Regions from separate parts of the Homo sapiens genome. Here all the other regions are linked to region 3. A link is an interaction called in ENCODE POLR2A ChIA-PET data of the cell type or tissue named here. Cell type or tissue: MCF 10A. All regions are shown on one strand. Each heading gives the region's core, and the rest is flanking DNA. Links, peaks and the distances in the headings are about the cores only.

The links. ChIA-PET counts read pairs that join two places held together with the same protein. Peaks named below come from ENCODE experiments on the same cell type or tissue, not always from the same donor. Only the 100,000 strongest peaks of a DNase experiment are listed, where the experiment ranks them.
Region 1: POLR2A ChIA-PET joins it to region 3 with 11 read pairs; 2 of 35 experiments call an interaction of 5 or more read pairs at or near these places.
Region 2: POLR2A ChIA-PET joins it to region 3 with 11 read pairs; 2 of 35 experiments call an interaction of 5 or more read pairs at or near these places.
Region 4: POLR2A ChIA-PET joins it to region 3 with 11 read pairs; 2 of 35 experiments call an interaction of 5 or more read pairs at or near these places.

What each region holds. Positions count from the first base shown.
Region 1 is chr7:99,833,569-99,839,829 of GRCh38, reverse strand. It overlaps CYP3A43 (cytochrome P450 family 3 subfamily A member 43), which reads right to left. Exons shown (of 13, transcript NM_057095.3): 2 at 3,284-3,377; 3 at 658-710. Among named protein-coding and RNA genes, the nearest start is that of CYP3A43, 8.7 kb to the right of the region's middle. In MCF 10A, for the core only: a CTCF peak has its summit at 1,653; no DNase peak of the experiment used is centred there.
Region 2 is chr7:99,676,536-99,682,576 of GRCh38, reverse strand. CYP3A5 (cytochrome P450 family 3 subfamily A member 5) reads left to right here and starts at 2,581. Exons shown (of 13, transcript NM_000777.5): 1 at 2,581-2,751. The coding sequence starts at 2,681. It also overlaps a transcript of ZSCAN25 not described here. RefSeq lists promoters at 1,890-2,628, 2,496-2,661. In MCF 10A, for the core only: no CTCF peak of the experiment used is centred there; no DNase peak of the experiment used is centred there.
Region 3 is chr7:99,737,752-99,744,012 of GRCh38, reverse strand. It overlaps a transcript of ZSCAN25 not described here. Among named protein-coding and RNA genes, the nearest start is that of CYP3A7-CYP3A51P, 5.7 kb to the right of the region's middle. RefSeq lists a cis regulatory region at 1-1,336, enhancers at 2,552-2,570, 3,895-3,913, 3,753-4,265, 4,980-4,991, 6,083-6,112 and 1 more and a promoter at 5,907-6,261. In MCF 10A, for the core only: no CTCF peak of the experiment used is centred there; a DNase peak (open chromatin) is centred at 3,332.
Region 4 is chr7:99,826,025-99,832,285 of GRCh38, reverse strand. CYP3A43 (cytochrome P450 family 3 subfamily A member 43) reads right to left here and starts at 4,273. Exons shown (of 13, transcript NM_057095.3): 1 at 4,100-4,273. The coding sequence starts at 4,170. In MCF 10A, for the core only: no CTCF peak of the experiment used is centred there; no DNase peak of the experiment used is centred there.

The DNA.
Region 1 (6,261 bases), core at 870-5,869, 96 kb before region 3:
AATGACACACCTGGTCCAACCAATCTTTCATGCCCTATGTAAATCAGACACTGCCTCCTCAAGCTCATCTATAAAACCTCCTGCACTTTACCGCAGGTCAGAAGACCCACTGGGGGCCCCCTCTCTCGGCAGGAGAGAGCTTTTCTCTTTCTTTCACCTATCCAACCTCTGCTCTTAACCTTATTCTTTGTGCGTCCACTATAGGGAGACCCCCTATATCTGTGGGACAACAAACCTCGGGTATTACCCCAGACGAGTGATGCCACATTGCTATTGTTGTGGGAATGTGGCTTATGTATGAAGCTATTACCCAGGGTTGTGAAATTACAGCTATCTGTCTGGGGAAAAAAGGAAGGCAGTAAGGTATGACTTAATTCTCAAGCTCGATTTTCCCTTTGTCATAGTGAGTTTAGGGTCTCAAAGATTTTATTTTTGTTCACATACTGAATATGCATGGAGTTTCCTATGACACGCATATTCCCCTTGCAATGCTCAATTCCCAGATCATCTTTTTCTTTTAGATAGCCTCTCTCTGTTTGTTACTTAGGTTGACAATAGCATTATCCAAACAAAATCTGGGCTGAGATTGTTCTCTCTGCAGTAAAATAACTCAGCATAGCAACAGCTCTATCCAATGCAAGTTTCCAGAATACTCACCCCCACATTTCTCCGTATTTTTCATTACATTCTCTGTCAAAATTCCAAAGACCCTGGCAGAAGAAACAAAATACAATTCAAGTATTATTTCGAATGTACTGAACGCTACATTTAACCAGGGCAAAAAAGTCAAATCCAATGACTTGCTACCATTAGGCTTGCTACCATTTACTGGCAGTTAGAGGGAATCTTTTTTTTTTCCTTTTTTTCTGCTGCCCAGGCTGGAGTGCAATGGTGCGATCTTGGCTCATTGCAACCTCTGCCTTCTGGGTTCAAGCTCTTCTCCTGCCTCAGCCTCCCAAGTAGCTGGGATTATGGGGGCCCGCCACCACACCCAGCTAATTTTTGTATATTTAGTAGAAATAGGGTTTCACCATGTTGGCAAAGCTGGTCTCGAACTCCTGACCTTAGGTGATCCTCCTGCTTCAGCCTCCCAAAGTGCTGGGATTACAGGCGTGAGCCACCACGCCCAGCTGGGAATCTTATTCAGAGACCTCTTAAGGAAAAGGAGAGAAAATACAGAAGATATTTGAAATGGAGAATTTAAAGTCACTTTTAAATTTTCTCTAACTAGTGTAGATATTGAATGACTTACTTCTGTCTATGAACACTAAGCAACTCATTGTCTTTCTGATGTGTTTTCATTTCTGCATATGTTGTCTCTGCAATCTCATAAACCCCTGAATTATCACCACCATGGGAACATGAAGAAACCGAGGCTGACGGAAAGTGAGTGAGTGTCTCAAGGGAATGTGCAATCTTTTATCTCCTTGTTCAGCATCCTTTTCATTTATCTCATGTATTCTCTCTAGAATTCTAGCTGAATTAGAAAGTCAAAAACATCAGGGACCACTTTTAGTCTAGCAGATTTAAATAAAAGTCCAAGGCATTTTGTTGAGCGAGAAAATGAGTGAGTGGGCAAATGACAGAGTGGACTCACTTTCCAGTTTTCCAGCTTAACACATAATAAGTGTGGGAAATGCCACCTCTAGATGTCAGACACAGCACATTACAATACTCACTCAGAGTTTTCACTTCTGACACTTAAAAACAAACTTTCCTGCTTCCTTGTTTCAGTTTTGATGTTCTAACTAGGCAACATATAGCCCAGGACATGTGGATTTACTAAAGGATCGATCTGGGAAATATGAAGAGAAAATTATTGCTTTTTCGGGGGGTAAAAAAGGATGAAATTCTTAAGTGGTAATTTTGCAATGAAGGCCTCAGTTGGGAGAATTAGAATCTGAAAAACAAGCCTCAGGTCTGTAAGACAGAAAACCTGAGTCAGAGAGCAACCTGTACACAGGCTTTCTTACTGGCCATGTGGACACGCACTTGTGACTTTCCATCATGGCCCCAGGCCCTTGGTGGAGCATCAGACCAGGGTAGCCACAAGGCTCAGTCAAAATTCGAAGACTATGAGACACATATTACCTCCTGTTTAGATAATTAAATTTTGAATAAGTTTGTCAAATTATCCCCTTTCTAGTTATTTTGTTAAGTAATTTTGCCTTTCTTTTAAAAAAAAACAGAACTCATTTTGTGGTTAAATATCTGAAGTTGATGGACAGCCTCCATATTGTCTTCATTATAAGCACTCCCTGCTCAGGCTCACTCATAGGGTGCTGCCTTTGAAGAAAAGCAGCAGGAAAGCAGAACCTTCTTGTTCTTCCTCTCAAATCTGTAAAATACATCCTGGGGAGAAGAAGCTGGAGCACAACTGTGGAACTACCTGCAGGGAATTTAACAGTTCTTGAGAGAATTCAAGTATGTGCAAATTATCCAGCGGTAAATAGCTGCCTAGTGAACTGAATTTTCTTTTTCTTTTTTTCTTTTCTTTTTTTTTTTTTTTTTGAGACACAGTCTCGCTCTTTCACCCAAGCCAGAGTGCAGTGGCGCTATCTCGGCTCACTGCAAGCTCCGCCTCCCGGGTTCACGCCATTCTCCTGCCTCAGCCTCCCGAGTAGCTGGGACTACAGGCGCCCGCCACTGCGCCCGGCTAATTTTTTTTTTTTTTTTTTTTGTATTTTTAGTAGAGACAGGGTTTCACCGTGTTAGCCAGGATGGTCTCGATCTCCTGACCTCGTGATCCGCCCGTCTCGGCCTCCCAAAGTGCTGGGATTACAGGCGTGAGCCACCGCGCCCAGCCAATGAACTGAATTTTCAAAGCTCTACAGGAGGAAGGAAACAAAAGCTTACTAAAGCTCTTGGTGAAAACAGGAAAGTTTGAATGTGGTACATGATGCTAATGAGCGCTACTGGGGCTCCCATTTCCCCATTTCTGCTTTTCTCTTAATACTAAGGACAACTGTAGCTTCTCAAAAATCTGCACAGGGCAAAAGGAAAGTCCTCTTTATGGTTCGCAAAGTCTGAACATCAAGTCCTGAACATCGAGTGCTGATCCCCCAGATATCTGTGCCGTGCAACTGAGGCAAACCCAAACCCCCTGACCATTAAGATGAGAGTCCTGGTATAAACCTGGCCCTGCTCTGGGTGGAGCATACACACCATTTCTGAAAGTGTAAAACATTGGAAATTCCTCCTGAGGAGGAGCATTTTTACTGATAGGACTAAGCTTGGGTTTGCATCGATAAGAAGCAAAAGAGGGAGCTCAAATAACACTTACCCTAAGGTAGAACAAAATAGTTCCCAGAAAAGGCAGAGGGGTTGGCCCAGGAATTCCCAGCTTCTTAAAAAGTTTATGTGAATGGGTCCCATAACTATAAAATAAAAGAGAAAGCCAGGTTACAGAAATTGTAACTTTATAGATAAGGGGTTGGCCAGACATTACCTCAGGAACTGGAATGTTCAAGGGAGGGAGGTAACATGGAGGCAATAAATAACAACAGAAACTCTGATGGCAATAATTACATTTTATAGCAGGATTTTAAGGAATCAGAGAGACCAATGGGGTTCAGGAGGATATTTATTAATTATTTAGGTACACTGGGCCAGTCAGATTAACATCCAAAGGACTGAGCCTCACTTTCTTCCAAGCCTGACTTTTCGGGTGCTCCTGACTCTGCTTCCTGCCTTATTCTGACCAAAGACAGATATACTGGCACACATGGGGATGGACATTCCCTTTCCTCAGGTGGGGCCTGAATAATTGATTTCGGCTGATCTTTGGGGATTCCTGCAAGCTCTGCTCTAGTTACATCTCGGAAGCTGACTAGTCTATGCACAGCCGAAGCTAAGAGTACCATCTCTGGATAAGTAAATGTGGATACAATTTACAAGCCTAGTTATAATTCTGTCAGTACTGATTGTTCTGTTGTTACGTTATTACTGCAAATGCTGCAAATGTCTATGCCCAGAGGAAGGTTTGCCATTCCCACGTGTAGTGTAAGCATGTTTCTATTACATACGCTAATGTTGTTACCATTTCTGCCTACACTAAAAGGGGAGAAATCTCTAGAAGGATGCCCACACTGTGTACACACTACCTGGGTAAGGAATACCATAGTCAAAACTCTACTGTACCATAACTACTATGAATGTGCAGGAACCAAGTTAGAAACCTGCACATACAACCAGACCACCTATTCAGTCTGTGACCCAGGAAATAATCAGCTATATGTATGTTATGACCCTAAGCTCTCACCCTATGAATTCTGGCTTGAGGTACATGTTAAATCAGAGGGAGAAAAAGAAGGAGAGCTTATAGCTCAAACCAAAGAAGCCCTTCCCCTCTATAACAGGCCTATTTCCTTGTATTTTGATGCCTACCATACCGCATATGTTCATAATCCTAAAAAACCAGAAGCAGTCTGCAATGGTTTGACACGAGAGGCTTATCAGCAGCAGTCCTAAACATCTGTACAGAGAATGACAAATCGGATGCCCAGACTGTAACATTAAGTGGTCTACACTGACACAACACCAACACCTATATTCAGGGAAGACTGTTCTGCTAAGTAGTATGTCAACCAAACCAGATCGTAAGACAAAGACATGCAATCCTTTAAATTTTACTATCTTAAAGCCAGAGCTACCTTTTTGGTCTACAGGACAGACAGCACTATTAAGAGTTGATAGGCAAGGAGCAGGCCTTAGAATTCCACTACTGATTGTCAAAAAGACTAGAAGAACTCAGATGTGTCCAACCCCACAATTCTGGGTTCATAAGTCATTCTATAAGCATTTTGATCAGCCGGTGCCCGAGCTTCCCCCATCAACCAAAAACTTATTTGCTCAACTAGCTGAAAACATAGCTGGCAGCTTAGGAATTTCCTCATGCTATGTATGTGGAGGAACTAATATGGGGGACCAGTGGCCATGGGAGGCAAAGGAATTAATGCCACAAAATAACTTCACTTCGCTTAACCCTACCAGTGAACCAACAGCCTCAACCAGTGTTTGGTTGTTAAAAACCTCCATAATTGGAAAGTACTGTATTGCCCAATGAGGAAAGGCTTTCACAGGGGCAGTAGGAGAAACAATCTGCCTAGGGCAACAGTATTATGATGAGACTAAAAACAAAACTCTATTGAAGAAATGCCCAGAACAACTCCTACTTACAAGATCAAAACCCTTTCCCTCCACTGTCTATTCTAAGCCGCACTTGGCATCGGCTAGAGGCTCCAAATGCTTAGAAAGCACCCTCTGGCCTATATTGGACCTGTGGAGCACAGGCATATCAGCTGCTGACTAAATGGACAGGGGAATGTGTGTTAGAAACAATCAAGCCATCCTTCTTTCTAATTCCTCTAAAGCCAGGGGAACTCTTAGGATATCCAGTTTATGATGAAAATAAAAGAACTAGAAGAGGCATAATCACAAAAATAAACACAAATATCAAAAAAGATGTGGACATAGGAGACTGGAAAGATAACAAATGGCCTCCTGAAAGAATCATTAAATACTATAGGCCAGCTACCTAGGTGCAAGAAAGGTCATGGGGGTACCGTACCCCCATCTATATGCTCAACTGCATCATAAGGTTGCGGGCAGTCCTTGAAATTATAACCAATAAAACATCAAGGGCACTAGATTTATTGGCAATACAAGCAACACAAATGAGAAATGCTATATATCAAAATAGGCTGGCTTTAGATTTCCTCTTAGCCTCAGAAGGAAGAGTATGTGAAAAATTTAATTTAACCAATTGTTGCTTAGAAATCGATGATAATGGCCTAGCTGTCATGAAAATCACAGCTAGAATGTGCAAGATGGCACATGTTCTAGTTCAGACTTGGTCCAGGTGGTCCCTGGATTCCTTATTTGGAGGATGGTTGTCAGCCTTTGGAGAATTCAAAACCCTCATTAGTGAGTTCTTGCTTATTTTTGGCATTTGCCTCATCCTCCCTTGCCTTTTACCCCTGTTTATTAGGAGTATTCAGTCAACTATAGAGGCAATAGTAGCCTGACACGCTACCGCACAGTTGTGGCATTAACCAGATATCAGCTGCTGCCGGTAGAAGAAAAAGCTCAGCTCCGCGAGGAGGTGGCAAATAGTGGTGCTTTCTATTAACACTTCTGTTGTAAAAAGCACCAAAGGGGACAATGGAACAGGAATTAAAAGAAATTAAAGAGTGCGTAAGCAGAAACTGAGTTGTATATGAAAAAAACCCAACTTCCCCTGAAAAAGAGAAAGAGCTGGAG
Region 2 (6,041 bases), core at 1,040-6,039, 62 kb after region 3:
AACAAAACTGGAGGAATCATATTACCTGACTTCAAATTATACTACAGAGGTATAATAACCAAAACAGTATGGTACTTGTATAAAAACAGACACAGACCAATGAAATAGAATAGAGAACCCAGAAACAATTCCACACACCTACGGTGAACTCATTTTCAACAATGTTGTCAAGAACATACACTGGGGGAAAAGACAGTCTCTTCTGGTGCTGGGAAAGCTGGATTTTAACATGCAGAATAATGAAACTAGAACCCTGTATCTCACCAGACACAAAAATCAAATCAAGGTGGACGAAAGACTGAAACCTGGCTGAGTGCCGTGGCTCATGCCTGTAATCCCAGCATTTTGAGAGGCCGAGGCGGGTGTATCACTTGAGGTCAGGAGTTCAAGACCAGCCTGGCCAACATGGTGAAACCACATGTCTACCAAAAAATACAAGAGTTAGCTGGACATGCTGGTGCGTGCCTGTAGTCCCAGCTACACAGAAGGCTGAGGTGGCAGAATCACTTGGACCCAGGAGGCGGAGGTGGCAGTGAGCTGAGATCATGACAATGCACCCCAGCCTGGGCAAGAGAGTGAGACTCTGTCAGAAAAACAAAAAACAAAAAAACAAAAAACAAAACTGAAATCTGAGACCTCAAACGATGAAACTGCTACAAGAAAACATTGTGGAAACTCTTCAGGATATTGGTCTGGGCAAAACTTTCTGAAGAACTACCCCACAAGCACAGGCAACCAAAGCAAAAATGGACAAATGGATCAGATCAAGTTAAAAAGCTTCTGTACCACAAAGAAAGCAATCAACAAAGTGAAGACACAAACCACAGAATGGGAGAAAATATTTTCAAAGTCACACTCTGACAACAGATTAATAGCCAGAATACATGAAGCGCTCAAACAACTCTGTAAGGAAAAATCTAATAATCCAATCAAAAAATGGGCAAAATTTGAATAGACATTTTTCAAAAGAAGACATACAAATGCCACATAGGCATATGATAAGGTGCTCAACATCACTGGTCATTAGAGAAATGCAAATCAAAACCACAATGAGATATCATCTTACCCCAGCTAAAATGGTTTTTATCCAAAAGACAGGCAACAACAAATGCCAGCGAGAATGTGGAGAAAAGGGAACCCTTGTACACTGTTGGTGTAAATTAGTGCAACCACTATAGAGAACAATTTGGAGGTTCCTCAAAACATTAAAATTAACATTAAATAGAGCTACCACAATATCCAGAAATCCCCATGCTGGGTATATACCTGGAAGAAAGGAAATCATATATTGAAGAGATAACATCACTCCAATATTCACAATAGCCACTATTCACAAATGCCAAGATTTGGAAGCAACCTAAGTGTCCATCAACAGATGAATGGATAAAGAAAGTACTCCAATTATACACAATGGAGCACAATTCAGCCATGAAAAAAGCATGAGATCCTGTTATCTGTAATAATATGGATGGAACTGGAGGTCATCATGTTAAGTGAAATAAGCCAGGCACAGAAACACAGATATTGCAAGTTCTCACATACTTGTGGGATCTACAAATCAAAACAACTGAGCTAATGTCTGGGCCTTAGTCAGTGTTGTACCCAAGTACTGGGAGCACAGCTTTTAAAATACATCATGAATGCTTTAATACAGGAATGAATAGATGAGAGGCACAAACTGGTTGGGTGTTCTTCTGATACACAGTATCTTCCTTGACAGATTCAGTACAACTCTCAACAGGTAAGTCTCTTCATGTTATGTTACCTTATGAGGAATTAAGTGGCAGAACATGATTTCTATTATTTTCCTTTGCAGAACAAGACCAACTTTATTAGTTGGGACACAGTGTGGCTGCATTTGAGTCCCAAGCAACCATTAGTCTATTGCTATCACCACAGAGTCAGAGGGGATGAGACGCCCAGCAATCTCACCCAAGACAACTCCACCAACATTCCTGGTTACCCACCATGTGTACAGTACCCTGCTAGGAACCAGGGTCATGAAAGTAAATAATACCAGACTGTGCCCTTGAGGAGCTCACCTCTGCTAAGGGAAACAGGCATAGAAACTTACAATGGTGGTAGAGAGAAAAGAGGACAATAGGACTGTGTGAGGGGGATAGGAGGCACCCAGAGGAGGAAATGGTTACATTTGTGTGAGGAGGTTGGTAAGGAAAAATTTTAGCAGAAGGGGTCTGTCTGGCTGGGCTTGGAAGGATACGTAGGAGTCATCTAGAGGGCACAGGTACACTCCAGGCAGAGGGAATTTCGTGGGTAAAGATGTGTAGGTGTGGCTTGTGAGGATGGATTTCAATTATTCTAGAATGAAGGCAGCCATGGAGGGGCAGGTGAGAGGAGGGTTAATAGATTTCATGCCAATGGCTCCACTTGAGTTTCTGATAAGAACCCAGAACCCTTGGACTCCCCGATAACACTGATTAAGCTTTTCATGATTCCTCATAGAACATGAACTCAAAAGAGGTCAGCAAAGGGGTGTGTGCGATTCTTTGCTATTGGCTGCAGCTATAGCCCTGCCTCCTTCTCCAGCACATAAATCTTTCAGCAGCTTGGCTGAAGACTGCTGTGCAGGGCAGGGAAGCTCCAGGCAAACAGCCCAGCAAACAGCAGCACTCAGCTAAAAGGAAGACTCACAGAACACAGTTGAAGAAGGAAAGTGGCGATGGACCTCATCCCAAATTTGGCGGTGGAAACCTGGCTTCTCCTGGCTGTCAGCCTGGTGCTCCTCTATCTGTGAGTAACTGTCCAAACTCCTCTCTTTGTTTCCTTGGACTTGGGGTGCTAATCGGGCCCCTTTTCCCTTATCTGTTTTGAAGATCAAAAGAGATGTTCAAGGAGAAGTAGCTGAAGTGTTGGACGCTACAAACGCATAGAAGTTATTATTATCTTATGCAGATCTATGAATGAATAAATAAGCATTTCTCCCATCCACCTTCTAATTTTGGTGACTAGGAGGGTTTAGGGACAGCATTTGGTAGTGGGAATGATTTGATTAGCTTAGATCTGACGAAGACTAATCAATGAAAACATGGCAGCGGCAGATTACAAACTGCTGATCATGATGGACAGTGTGATCCTCATCCCCTTCCCAGGCTCTGGGGATTCTGGGTACAGGAAGGAGTGGCTTGCATTTTTGTCTCATTAATTCGCTTTCTGGGTTCTGTGTCTGCTGGAAGGGATGTGTAGCTGTATTGCCCCTGTAGACCTGGTTCCTGCTCCCCCGCCTTCCAACCCAGGATATCATTTACATAACGCACCAGGGGACACCAAGACTTCATGGGAAGCTGTCCCCTGGCTCTTCCCTCTTTCCTGTGCCATGCCCCTGAAAATCCCCTCCCTCCTATGAGTCACTCCTCCACCCTGTCATACACAGGATGGTTTATCTTGCAATGATTAACCTCTAGAGCAAAGGAGACCTGGAGGAAGTTTCGAGGATTTATTCTTTGCTTTAATCTTTTTCCTCCCGTCTCTGGGAGGCTAGGATTAATATAGAGCTTTGTTTCTCACCTAATGGGAATCTACTAGCAGCCTGAAAAGGCAGGAGCCATGAAAGCCAATTTGGATTTTACATATTTTTCCCCTTTATGTTACAGTACAGGAGGGCAAACCCTCTCACTGGTGGGATTCCTGGCATCCTAGAGCAGGTGGAGAGAAGAGTTACTTTCCACTGTGGGTAGTGGAGGCTCCACCTGTCCCATTAACTTCTACCTCAATTTGACTTTTATTAAGAGCAGGGAACCACAATGACATGAAAATAGACACTATAAACCTCATTTTAATTCTTTCACAGAAAGCTTAGGAATTCAGTGAGTTGTGGCAACATGGTTTCCATTGTCTAACATTTTTAAATGAATTGATATGGTTTAAATTCATTCATTTTTAAACCAGAATTTTTTGGAGATAGACTATTTCCAGCATGTTCCTTCTGGATGGTAAAACAGGGCTGTTAGTTCAGTATTTGTGACAATAAGTGTGTGTAAAATAATGTCACCTTTCCTGAATGTCAGGAATATGAGTCTAATGCACAAATGTATACCTCTAAGACAAGACTGCACGTCTTTTCAAATATACCTGTCCGGCCATTTATTTTAATAACTCCTTTTCGAATATACCTGCTTAGCAGATTGTCTTAAACTCTCAGGACAGGGGAGTAAGCAAGACTGTGAGCCAGTGACGATAGCAAAGGCTTCCAGGTAGGATCCATATGAAGTGAGAAAATATTCCTCAGCTCTCAGGGTAGAACTCCAAAGAGATATTCATGGGTCCTGGCCCCACCGTGGAGGTCACTCAAAGGGCAAACAGGTTGGCATCTCATCTGCTTCAAGCCTGGACACAGGGGCACCATCTGTGTCACTCTGTGTGTGGTCTGCCATGTTGTGGGCCGGTCACTACAGACTCGGGCAGCCAGGCAGACAATGCCTTAGCCTTAGACAATGCTGGTGCAGCCCAGGAGTCAGAAAATGCAGTGTAGACCAGGCCCTCCTTAGGCCAACACAATTACATGCAATAGATGACTGGCTTTTCTGTTAGTCTCTTCACTGGACCCAAAGGCTGCATTACTCTACCAGAGGGGAGCTGGAAAGAAACTAAAGAGTTCGCCCAGCACAGCATCTGCCTTGACATGGTACCATGTGAATCTAGACACTCACCAAGATCTTTCCTTGGGGGCCAATGCTGCTGACACATTAACTCAATAGCTTGTCCTCACCTGAGAGGTCAGGTAATGTGTTTAAAGTTCAGGAGCAGAGATTAGTGTCATTGATTTGACATGGCTGTGACAACAAAGGAGGGAACTGAAGTGGGAATACCCAAGGCCACCCTGGCTTTGGCAGGTGGTGCACGCACTTCCACTAACTGTTCTGGGGCAGGGAACCAAATGTATGACTGGGCCTGCTCATGCTGCCCCTGCTGAGTCCTCCAAACCCTGCCCTTCATGTAATTTCTCAGTTTTATTTTATCACATTTTATAAGTCACTGGATGTTTACAAAATGTTTGGAACCTATACTGCCTTGAAGGCTAACCTCTAAAGAGGAGTAAACAAGGTCTTAATACAACTCTCCGGGACGTTTTATCATTACTTATCTTATATGCCATACTGCACCATTTGCTATCAACAGGAAAGTACCTGGACTTTGGAAGGTCCCTCTGTGTCTTTTAGCTGAAAGTACATATGAGGCATGTGGATTCTTTTATGCACATCATCTTTTTCAGCCACATTTTTGTAGTTTGCCTCTCTGGAGCCAACTGTGTGGGGCTAGCAGCTTCACAGCTGAATCAGTGTCTGGCAACCTCTTCCTTCAGCCTCTCTTCTTCCTCCAGTTTTCCATCCCTCAGTCACACCGGAGGGGGAAGGTCTGCAAGGATCCAGAACCATCAGTTGGAGGAGTTTGCACATGACTCATGAAAGATGAGTTCCAGGCAGGCCTGCCATAGTGAACACCAGGCTTAATGGGTTTTTCCTCAGAGATACTTCACGTACAGAGGCAGTGAACTGACTGCTTTCTGGTTGACCACCTTGAAAAAGATGAGTGTGCCTGGCACTGTGCTTCTCAGGTGAGTATGACCTGAGAAGTATTAGTTGCTGGTTCTTCTGCACACAATCATTCAAGGACATATGGATCAACCATCCTCCTCAACAGCTCAAATCAACCAGATCATCTGACCACAGAGACTGAGGTGTACCTGAAAGCTGCCCACATTTCTATAAGGCCAATAGAAGCCATGAACACAGTTGTCAATCTGTAGAAATAAGGACTCCATGACTCCTCCAAGGCCTCTCTGTGAATGAACGTTTAAGAAGGGCTAGATCCTAAAACAGGGTCAGAGCTTAGAGGGAAGAAAAAGCATAAACATTTCTGAGCAAATTGTAAGGGCAGTGTCACCATAGGCTCCCAGTGACCCTCTGTGATTGAGTGCATACAGTGATGCAAAATCTCATCATCAGTGCAAAAGACAAAAAAAATCTTACTCTTTCTACCTAGGATGAGAGTCCCCAAATCAGCGAAGAGTCCACTTACTAAAC
Region 3 (6,261 bases), core at 601-5,600:
TGAGTGGACATGAACATTTTATCAAAGAAGAAACACAGCTATCAAAAATCCAGAAATATTGAACCTTGTTAATAATAAAGTGGCTGGCCTCTGGTTCATTCCTGTAATCTCAGTCCTTTGAAAGGCTGAGAAAGGAGGATCACTTGAGGCCACAAGTTCAAGACCATCCTAGACAAGTCAGTTCAAGACCAGACTTCATGTCTACAAAACATCAAAAAATTAGCCAGGCATGGTGATGCATGCCTGTCATCCCAGCTACTCAGGAGGCTGAGGCAGGAGGATTGCTTGAGCCTGGGAGATTGAAGTGGCAGTGAGCCATGATTGTGCCATTGCACTCCAGCCTGGGCAATGCATCAAGACTCTGTCTAAACAATAATAATAATAATAGTAATAGTAATAATAATAATAATAAAGAAAACGGTTGGGACGCCATTCCTTACTTATTCAATACACAAAGTTAAAAGCAATTTCTACTTTCTCTATTTTTTTATTACTAAAAAAAGCTGAACCATTCTCACAGCCTGAAATGCTTCTCACCTTCCCCTCTTCTATACAAACACTTCTCTGTTGATGATAATGCAGACAGTCTCTCCTTTAGGAATACTTCACACCAGGTAGTTCCAGATCCCCTTATCTCTGCCTTCCCAGAGCTCCTGGTGTCTCCCCAGTTCCCTCTGTGTGGTGAAGTACCCCCACCTTGGGTCTCAGCATGACTCGTTCTTTGAAGGTCTTGTTCACATTTTCCCTTATGGTTCTGTTCCCCTGTGTTGTGTCACAGCACTGGGCAGAGTGGACAACCCATTCACACCGATAGAGAGGGCCCCATGGTTCTGGAGATAACCATGTAACTGATCAGAATAGGGCATTGAGGGCTGGGTGTCAGGCATGGGCTGCACTTGGGTGGGCAGGCCCCCTGGAAAGTCACAGGATTTGGCAAGCTTCCTAGTAACATCTCTCCCTGGGGTCCTCTTGGAACTTCATGCCCGATGCTGGATGCTGGTTTATTCTCGAGAGATGGTTCATTCCAATAATCAATGAAACTCATGTCCCAACTAAAGTTCATAAACTCCAGTTTGTAAACTGAGATAATCTCAGCTGAATGAACTTGCTGACCCTCTGCTTTCCCCCAGCCTCTCAGTGCCCTTGAAATCATGTCAGTTCAAGCAGCCCCATGAGGCATTACAATGTTTAGTTATTTCAGTGTTTATTAAACCTTGCCCTATGCTGACCCCAGGTGAATCACAAGCTGGACTTCTGACAAGGACAAGCTATGATATTCTTTTCAATTACAGAAAAAGTAAGTTAACTGATAGGATTTTTTAAAGATGTTACTAGTTTTGGAAAGGTAATTTGTGCACATGGTAAACAAGAAGGTATAAGAGGATAATGCTTTTATACTGCTGAGAATAATGTTTTCTCTAATTTTTTTTGGTAGATGCTTTCATCAGATTAATAAAATTCACTGCTGTTAGTTGTTGAAGGTTTTTTATATCATGAATGGGAGTTGAATATTATCATGTATTATTAATATATTATTATTGAACTAGCAAAGGCTCTTCCTAAAACAATTGAGATGATCTTATAATCATTCTCCTTTAATCTGTTGATGAGATCATTGGTATTTATACTTTTTCTCTGTTAACTATTCTTGAGTCTCAGGTTTAAATTCAACTTGGTCATGGTGTATCATCTTTGAACACTCCTGTCTCTGGCTTGCTACTATTGTGTTCAGCATTTTTGCACTGATGCCGATGAATGAGACTGGCATGTCATCTTCCTTTGCGGTCCTGATTTTTTTCAGATTTGGATCATGTGGCCCTCATTGAATGAGTTGGGTGTGATGCCTTCTTTTTCATGTAACTGGATTGATGGGACACTTTGGAGTCTCTCCAGATGGCCCTCAATGGTCCCTGCCTCCTCATTGTTAGGCTCCTAGGCAACCCTTTCTCATTTCTGGTAGGCCCAGGAACCTGTGGGTTTTATGTTTGTTTGTTTGTTTGTTTGTTTGTTTTTTGAGTTGGAGTCCTGCTTTGTCTCCCAGGCTGGGGTTGGAGTGCAATGGCCTGATCTCGGCCCACTGCAACCTCCACCTCCTGGGTTCAAGTGATTCTCCTGCCTCAGCCTTCTGTGTAGCTGGGATTACAGGCATCCACCACCACTCCTGGCTAATTTTTGTATTTTTAGTAGAGACGGGGTTTTACAATATAGGCCATTGTGATCTCTTGGACAGGCTAGTCTCAAATTCCTGACCTCATGATCTGCCTGCCTCAGCCTCCCAAAGTGCTGAGATTACAGTTTTGTGCCTCCACACACAGTGAATCTGTGGTTTTTAAAAGCTCCTCATGCATGTGAATTCTGTGAGCATCCCGGGATGACAGCCACTGTGTGTCCAGCTGTTAAAACTGTGAGAAAGCACCAGCGGGACCCTCTCCAGCATTTGCTTGCTGTGGTCATGAAAGAGGCTTGTTGGGGAGATGATGCCCTGGTTGACTCCTGAAGGATGGTTAGGAATGCACCAGATGGAAGCTGGGTTGGACCCAGTCTATGCTAAAGAACAGCTTGTGTGGACACAAGGAGACACGAACACATCATTTTTGCAGAGCCTGGGGAGTAGCCAATCGCACCATTTGCTTAAAACACCGTGTACAGTTGGAGAAGTGGACTGAGACAGGCTGAAGAAGCTAACAGTGGCCAGATGAGAAAGGGTCTTGTGTTACTTCCTAGATATACTTAGATTTTATCCTGTGAGTGATAGGAACAGTTGCAGGGACTGAAGCCAAGGAAGCATGCTTTAAGATTCCATGTTTTTTGAGATGCTGTCTGGTGGCTGAGTAGGGAATTCCCTGGATAAGTACTGCCCAGGGTAGGCAAAAGAAGCTAGGAGGTTACTGAAATAAGGAGTATGAGAAATGGTGTAGGTTTTGCTGATGTTTTGTAACACATCTCATGACAATCTTCATTTCCTTCACCAATTTCCTGTTTCATTAATTCCCTTCCACGTGCTCTTCTGAAATTTGCCTCATATTCTTTGATTTCTCTTTTACATGTTGGTTTCATCACCTTTTACTTTTTGCTTTCCTGGAAACACAAATGATTCTGATTGTGACATGTCAGAATTATTTGCAACATTCCCCTTTCTGCTGAAACATGAGCTCACTGAATACACAATTTAGTAAAGTGTAGGATGCACATGTTGTTTTCATGGTCATAACCAGCTCTGTAGCATTTTATAACTACACTGGCAGTGTGCTGGGAGGTGTAGAGAGAAATATTTATCTCATGTGTGGCTGACACAACCTGCCAAGTTGTTTTAGGAGCCTTCTTGGAATCCCAGCAAGAACACCACTGATGCAATTTGAAATCACAATGTCCTGCTCCATGCCCTGGCTTCATGGCTTAGTCACGTCTGAAGTCTATTTCTAACTATCTGTTTCCACATCTATAAAGCATGAGTTAAATCATCCTAATACTACTCATCTTACAAAGTTTTCTTGCTGATATTAGGAGAGTTGGGAAAGAACTGTATAAATTATGAAGTGCCATGGAGATGTTGGTGGTTACTTTATCAAGAAATAGACACTCCAGAATAGAGTAGAAAGAAAACAGTTATGATTAAGTCCTCCTCCTCTTCTTTTTTTTTAATTTACAAAGAAAGGTTTAATTGAGTCACAGTTCCATATGGTTGGGGAGGCTCAGAAAACTTGCAATCATGGCAGTTGGCAAAGTGGAAGAAGGCACCTTCTTCACAAGGTGGCAGGAGAGAGAGAGCTCCTCTTCTTTTTTGTTGTAAAGTCTACAGAAGTGCATATACTTCAGGGCAAGGGCAGGCAGGGAGAAGAAAGGACATTGCTTCACCCCAGTCCTCACTGACAAGTTTGCTTTGGGACTTCATTTTGTCCCAGCATATGGGACAGAGCTCTGGCCACTACCCATTCAGAAGGCCTGAGCTGCATTGCTAGTTCCCCACTAACTCTGTGTGTCCTTGGGCAAGGCTGGGCTTATGTCAAAAGATTATGACCCTGGGCTCTCCAGCTACAGAATCTACATATGAATCCTGGCTCTGCTAGAGCAATTAGTGACGTAACCTTGGATGGGTCAGTTAACCTTCCTGTGGCTTAGTTTGCTCATCTGTAAAATAGGGATCATAACAACATCAATACCATGGGTTGTTAGACAGATTGAATCAGTTAATGCAGGGTAAATACTTAGCATGACACGTATTCACTATCATTTCCTTGAGTAAAAGCTGAGTGTGAGTGGGTGTGAGAATGTGTGAAACCCTTTCACTGCAATCTCAGTTAAGAAACCCATCCATAATTTAAAGTTCAGGGCCTAAATGGGTGGTTATCTTCTCCCAGTTGCATCCTATCCCACCTTTGCTCTTCTCCTGCCTGTAGGAGCTGTTGGTCTTTGATTGGGCTGGAAGACCTGGTGGACCCTAAGTGATCTATAAGAGAATGAGAATAGAGGACAGGGAATGTCTTCAAAACTCCTAGAGGGACACAGAGGCTGAGAGGCAGGCAGTCCTGCAGGGGTCTTCTGATTGGGACAAGGAGGACCTTGGTCTTCATAGGCCAATTCTGGTCAATTTCCCCCATGGACAGATGAGGAAACAGATCCAGGAATATCCAAGGTCTCACACTTCCCATCTGTCAAGTCTTGTTGATTCTGTTGTATTCATGTCTTTCAAAGAGAGAGAGAGTTTAAGGAAAGAAAGAAGGATCAACTGTGTCTGATATCACTGGGAGCTTAAGTAAAGGGTTCTTTTACTTCATAGCATTTTTCCCAATTTGTAATTCAGTATTATTTTTGTCACTGTTTAGTATCTCTTTGTCCTATTAGAGAGATAGCTTCATCAGGACAAGGATTTTGATTCTTTAATATTTAGTGCTTGCCACATGCCCTGAACACAGCAGGCATACAGACTAACCAACATACAGTGGCATCGAAGTGAGACACCTACCTCCTCCAGTGCCTAGAGTACATGTCCATGGACCTGTCACTCTCCTCAACACCACCCCTAAGCATGAGGCCCGAAAGCATTGCTAATCCCCTCCTCCAGCCACCAAAACTTAAAGGCCAGGTGTGGTGGCTCCTATCTGAAATCTCAGAACTTTAGGAGACAGCAGCAGGAGGATCACTTGAGGCCAGGAATTTGAGACGAGCCTGGGCAACATAGCTAGACACCATCTGTACTAAAAATTAGCTGGGCATGGTGGTATACCTGTAGTACCAGCTACTAAGGAGGCTGAGGTAGGAGGATCACTTGAACCCAGGAGGTGGAAGCTACAGTGAGCTATAACCACAGCACTGAACTCCAGCCTGAGCAACAGAGTGAGACCCTGCCTCAAAACAATTTCAAAAATAAATAAATAAAAACAAAACTTAGATACCACGTGGTCACCCCAACATGCAAAATCAAGTTTTCCCCTACTGAGAAGAATGGGGACTTGAGAGCTGAGTTACAGAGAGATAATCTGTCTTTTTTTTTTTTTTTTTTTTTTTTGGTTTACATCCTCAAGATCATGACCTGTGAAATTTGAATCTAATACACAAATCATTCCAGAGCAATGTTGCTTCTGCCTACCACGAGTAATTCACTTGGCCACTGGAAGTCAGAACAAGCTTCCCAGAAGAGAGGTACCACTTGGACTACCAATATAAAAGGATGAAAATATCGGAGTGAAGGTGTTCCTTGCATCACTGAGTCCCTGGACAGCCTGTCCACTCATGCTGATATCTGAGCCTAATGCTTCTCTGAATGTTGAGATTTAACTTTGATCCAATGAAACCAGACCAAGAAAGAAGAAACGTCTTTCATTGTTGATAAGGACATGATTTTTCTCACAATTTTATGATTATTTTTCCTTAGCTGTCCTATAATTATCTGCTTATTTGTCTCTTCTCCATGTGCTTAGGGTACAAAGTTGACCAAGACCAAGAATAATGTCTGGGAGCACAATACTGACAGCACAGCTTTAAAAACATGATGAATGCTTTAATACAGGAAATGAGTAGGGGAGAGGCAAGTGTTGCTTGGGTGTTCTTCCAATGCATAGTATCTTCCTTGACACAGTCAGTGCAGCTCTCAGTAGGCAAGTCCCTACATGTTAGAAGATGTTACTTTCTGTGGAATTAAGTGGCAGAACATGCCTTCAATTATTTTCCTTTGCAGAACAACACCAATTTCATTAGTTAGGACAGAGTGCTGGCTGCATTTGAATTCCAAGCAACGATTAGTCTATCACTGTTGGTATAGAT
Region 4 (6,261 bases), core at 365-5,364, 89 kb before region 3:
GAGCCAAACCATATCACTAGGTGAGGTTTTTTTTTTTTATCTTTTGAACTAATAATGAGTTTGTGTATCACTACATCCATTGAATTACAGAGGGTTACTGAGGCCCTTTGCTGACACCTTCTTTCCTGTTTTCTCAGAGGTGTTTATGCTTTTCCTTCCCTCTAAACACTGACCTTGTTTTAGGATCTGGCCATCCTTAAACATTCCTGCACAGAGGAGCTCTGGAAGAATCATAGTGTTCTTATTTCTATGGAATGACAACCATATTCAAGGCTTCCACTGGCTTCATAGAAATGTGAGCACCTTCCAGCTACACCCAAATCTCTGTGGTCAGATGATTTGATTGATATAAACTACAGTAAATGTGATTGACCTATATGTTCTCTGAATGGCACTATGCAGAGGAACCAATGACTAAAGAATAAATTTCAAGGCCATTCCTCCTCTTGTGCAATCTGGCCCTCCAACTGGTGATCCTTACTTGATAAGCACAATGCCAGTCATGCTCACTTTTTTTTTTTCTCAAAATGATCAGTCACACAGAGTCAGTTTACTGCTTCTGTACATCAACTATCCTGCAGGAAAACCCATTAAGTCTGGTGCTCCTTATGGCAGGCCTGCCTGCAACTCATCTTTGATGGGTTATGTGTGAACTCCATCAATTGCAGGTTCTGGATCCTTGCAGAACTTCCCACTCTGGTGTTACTGAGGGATGGAAGACTGGAGGAAAAAGAGAGGCTGCATCCCGCCGATGTAACCATGCAACTGCTGGTGCCACAAAGTAGGCCCTATAAGGGTAAGTTAGGAAAGTGTGGCTGAAAATTATGGTATGCATAAATAGTTTTAAATGCCCCTTATGTGCTTTCAGCTGAAAGAGAGGTCTTCCAAAATTCAGGAACATTTCTGTTGATAGAAAAGTTTCACTGTGCTACATAGCATAAGTAACCATAAAATATTCCAGACAGTTGAATTAGAAACTTGATTTCTCTTCTTTATAGGTTAGCTTTTCTTAGATCCTAAATATTCAGTACAAATAAATAAATCTTATAAAATGTGATAAAGCTGAAAAATTGCATGAAGAGAATGTGTTTGAAGGACCCCACAGTGGCACCCTGGCCAGGCCCAGCTGTTAGCTTGGTTCCCTCTTTGGGGATCTTTTCCTACTCACACATCGAAAATAACCTCTTGGGTTTCCAGTTGTTTATAATCCATTATCTGCCCATGCTAAATTCTGGTTGTTAGTCTAGGTAGATCAAAACTCATAGTCAATCAGAAAGCATCCCCAGGATTGAATGATGTCAGTAAACACTCTTAGTAACAGAAATTGGAAGTTGAATGAAGAGGAGGTGGATAATGTTTATTTACTTCTTCAACGGATCTGTGTAACATCTGTAGGGTCAAGAGAACATTCCTCTATGGAGGTTTGATATTTGAGTCTGAGAAATGAACTAACAGTAGATCAATTAATAGGAGATAATCCTTATAAATTTATCTCATGAATATGCATGGGAGCCTTGAAAGATATGATACTCAAAGAATGGCCTGATGATTGAAGCTTAAATAGCATTCTGAGCTATAAAAATGTAGTATCTTCTGATGGGGAGTGGGTGACACAAGACATGAGAGAGTGAGGGAAGAAAAAGCATGATAAACAAAAGTCATCTTATTATAATGTCTGTCAGGCATCAGTGCTCCAAAGAACAAGTATTATCAACCTTAGTCTCCCTTTCTGTGAGCTAATATTATTTTTTTCTTTTTTTTTTCTTTTAGACTAAGTTTTGCTCTTGTTGTTCAGGCTAGAGTGCAATGGCGCAATCTTGGCTCACTGCAACCTCTGCCTCCAGGGTTCAGGCGATTCTCCTGCCTCAGCCTCCCGAGTAGCTGGGATTGCAGGCACCTGCCACCACACCCAGCTAATTTTTGTATATTTAGTAGAGACAGGGTTTCATCATGTTGACCAGGCTGGTCTTGAACTTCTGACCTCACGTGATCCACCCACCTCGGCTTTCCAAAGTGCTGGAATTACAGGTATGAGCCACCATGCCTGGCCCTGCTAAGATTCTTTTTCATGAGATTATAGGGAGGGGGCTCAAGACCATTGCTTTTTTTTAGGAGGATCTTCCTTTAGGTATGAGAACTTCAGAGAAAGCCCCTTCCTATATTTTGGGAGAAATAGCAGGGTTGGGAGACAGGAGAACATAAGAGTTAGCTTGGTTCTGAAGACTTTCTGAGACCTTTCAATTTCCTTTGGTTCAAAGTCCTCAACATGCTTAAGTGCCATATTTTGGGGTTTCATTTTTGGAGCCCCAACTTTCCCCTGTCATAAACTTCCCTAGAAAATGTACATACTAAAGCTGAGTTGATGCTTGTGGAGAGGACAATTGAATTGGTAGCTGAGTCGCAAGGAATCACATTAAACCAGTATAAACCAGTCTCACATTCCTAGCAATGTCAATCCAGTTAAACAGCTGTGCCTCATTTCAGGAGGTGATGTTGCAGGTCTGCTGTCATGAAAGATAGGTCTGTATATGGTGCAGTTAAACAGGTACTTAATAAGAGGTCATTCTACCAAAGCAAAAGGAGACCAAAAGTTAATCATTTAGCAGACTAGTTTCTGAGTTCACAGGGCAGCCAGACAAAAAGATTTCTACATGTTGGTTTTGAAACAGCTCCAGTTGGAGTAGAGGTAGGCAATGGTGATCTGACAGATTTTTTTTCTCTCCTATAGCTCCTTAGGGCCAGATCTGAAAGACTTTAAGTTGTTGCAATTTCTCTGGAGTCTGCTCTATCACAAAGAATTCTGCAAAAATCACATTTCCTGCCTTTGTGGACCAAACCAATGTATTTCTTAAATGTATTTGATATCTCATGCCTCCCTAAAAGAATAAAACCAAGCTGCACCCTGACCACCTTGGGTACATGTTCTTAAGACCTCCTGAAGGCTGTGTCATGGGCCATGGTCACTCATATTTGGCCCAGAATAAATCTCTTCAAGTATTGTACAGAGTTTGGCTCTTTTTGTTGGCAGCATGTATTAACTCATTCTCTATTACAATTCCCCTGTCTTGATGAATGGGCTCTGTTGAGGCAGGGGGCAAGGTGAATCTCTTGGGTGGTTACAGTGAAAATCCATACAAAATTTTACATGCATATGTGCTGGAGGCCCACAATATATGAGACTAAAATAAGGACTGAATGAGTAAAGCTTAAATAGCATTGTAAGCTAAAAAGTAGGGAGTGGCTTCTGATAGGGAGTTTCTGACACAAGTTATGGGAAGGTGAAGGGAGAAAACACATGATGAACAAAGGTTATTTTATTGTGGAGATAAAGTCTCTCAGGTAGCAGTGCTCCAAAGAATAAGTATTATCAAACTTTTTCTCTTTTCCTGTGAATTAGTTTTCTGATTGATGAGATTATTTGGAGAGGCTCAAGACAATTGCATTCTTTTTGGAAGATCTTCCCTTAGTCAGATAAGAGAACTTCAGAGCAACCCTGCACTTCAGGAGGGAAAGAATGGGGGATGGGTAGACAGAAGAGGGTCAGAGATTCTGAAGACATTTGTGAAGTCTTTCAGTCTTCTTTAGTTCAAACTACTCAGTATGACAAAGTTTTATTTTTTTTTTTGAGACGGAGTCTTGCTCTGTCACCCAGGCTGGAATGCAGTGGTGCAATCTCCGCTCACTGAAACCTCTGCCTCCTGGGTTCAAGCGATTCTCCTGCCTCAGCCTCCCAAGTAGCTGGGATTACAGGTGTGTGCCACCATGCCTGACTAATTTTTGTATTTTTAGTAGAGAAGGGGTTTCACCATGTTGGTCTGGCTGGTCTTGAACTCCTGACCTTGTGATTGGCCTGCCTCCACCTCCCAAGTGCTGAGATTACAGGTGTGAGCCACCGCACCCAGACTAAATTTTACATTTTCAAATGTTGTATTAGGAGTCCTAACATATTAATAATATTTTATGTGTTCACAGTATTTGGCACTTAGGTAACTTCCCCTCCGTTATCTCTTTTATCTTCAAAACAAATAAGAAAAAGATGGGCCCAATTAGCACTTCAGGTCTTAGAGTTAAGAGCAAACATGCCTGCATAGTTACTCACATATAGAGGAGTACCAGGCTGGTAGCCACAAGAACCCATGTTTCCATGGCAAAGTTTGGAATGAGATCCATCACCAGTTTTCTTTTTCAGCTCTGTCTTCTGAGTTTTTCTTTCAGCTGTGTGCTGCTCTTTGCTGGGCTGTGCATATAGAGCTTTGTTTCTCTGCCCAGAGGTGATTTAGTTAATGTTAACAGCGATATTTATGTGCTGGAGAAGGAGGTGGGTCTACAGCGGCAGCCAGTAGAAAAGCCACTTATGCTACTCCTCATATGGAGGGATTTGGGTACCCTTTTCAAATTGACAATTGGCAAATAATTATGGCTGTCCTTATTTTGGCCTCCTTTGATTTCCTATTCTGTGAACAATCAGTAAACAAATCAGTCACTGCTATTGGTAAGCCCAAAGGTTATAGATTCTCAGGAACCTAAAGAAAAATACTTCTGCAAGAACATCTGCCCAGCAACTGCCTGTCCAACCTCAAACTGATGTCAGTCTTGTTATTGATCTTTATAGCCAAGGATAATCATTCCAAAACAAATATGTAATCCTTCTCATTATTTTTTTAAACTTTGTCTTACTTTACCTACCTGAATAAGCACATAGTTTACCTTGGCACGCATATTCCCATTGCAATGCTTTATTCCCAAATAAAAATAATTCTTTTTAGAAAGCCTATCTCTGTTTGTTATCTAGGTTGCCAAATCATGCCTCCAGGTAAACAGACAAGAAGGACTCCCTGTGCCTCAAAAGCAAAAACAAACCCAAGAGGCCATGGCAGGTTTAGGTGATGGTCATGTTCTCTGTGTTCTTAGTAAGTGTTGCAAAACCTATTTTTCTGTAGCCAAGTCAAATAACATTTTCTGAAAAAATCTGTACCTGGGAATTTTCCAACTGCTCACCAACAGATCATGTGGTAAGAACTAACTGACCACCTAGGAACAGCCAATTAAGAGACATGTGACTTGGGGCTTAAAGGCTGTCTAATCAAGACTCTTTTCTTCACTCCTCTGACTCCTCTATCCTGCTCTGTGGTTTTTGACTTTATAGCTCTCCACCTCCGAGGCTGCATCTCCTCAATCTGCAGACTGTGTTTTATAGAAAATGAAGCTCTCCCTCTGTCCTCCACAGATCCCACAATCTTTACTCATATTTCCTGGTGATGAGGAAGGGATCAAAATTGGCTCTCAAGATCCTCTCCCTTGTCATCTGGACTAATCAATGCATTGGCACCAGCAAGAGTCCTCTAAGCTCAGTTATCTTCCTGGCCTGGCTGTTTTGTGGAAAAATCAGTAAATCCTCTTACATCCAAGATCTCACATTTAGGATGAGGTCTTGAGGTCTTTATTTTTTTCAGGGAACCTGCCCTTCTGGCTCTATGGCTACCCACTTGTGGGGTATGCTTGCACTTGGAGGGGCATGCCCATGTTTCTTGGGGTGCATTCATGCTGCATCAAGCAAGTTCATGCCTCACAGGATACTCCATGCTTCAGTGTTGCAAGGACTATCGCATTTTATTTGCCCTTGAAGGGACCCCTTCCTAAGGTGAGGGCTATGCATAACCTAGGTCCTAAGGCCATGGTCTCTAAGGCCTGCCATCGGGTAATTCGGTGGCTCTGTCTCTGATCAATCACTATCAGGTACTCTGGCAGTTTTTCAAGTTTAAAATTTAAAGGTAAAGGCTCGACAGAAATGGATGTGAGAGATACACCTAAATTGAACTCCGAAGCATGCAATGAGGATAAGAGGAGTCTGGACTTCTCAAAGACAGTAAGAGGCTTTCTTTCAATCTGCATTTTTGAAAGTTTCAAACACAATTGGGACTTTGGCTGTGTTTTACTAGGAGACTAACCTGAAGAGTTAACCCATGTCTCAGAAAATCTGAAAAACTTGAAGACCCTAAAATGGAGAGTCCCATATCTTCCTGCTGCTGCACTTGCATTCTACCTCCACTTTTCCCTTTTTACCATCACTGTCTTTGTCTGGAACATTGCAGGGACCTGGCAACTTGGTACCAGCAGGGGCCATTGAGCCCCTGGCTCCTTCATGATGATTGAAAACTGGGTGGGTCTCTCATGAGTTTTGGACTTCCCACTTGATTGACAGCTGTCAGTTTTGTTCAGCTAGTTGTTCTTACCCCTGGATAAAAGGGGGTGAAAGAAAGT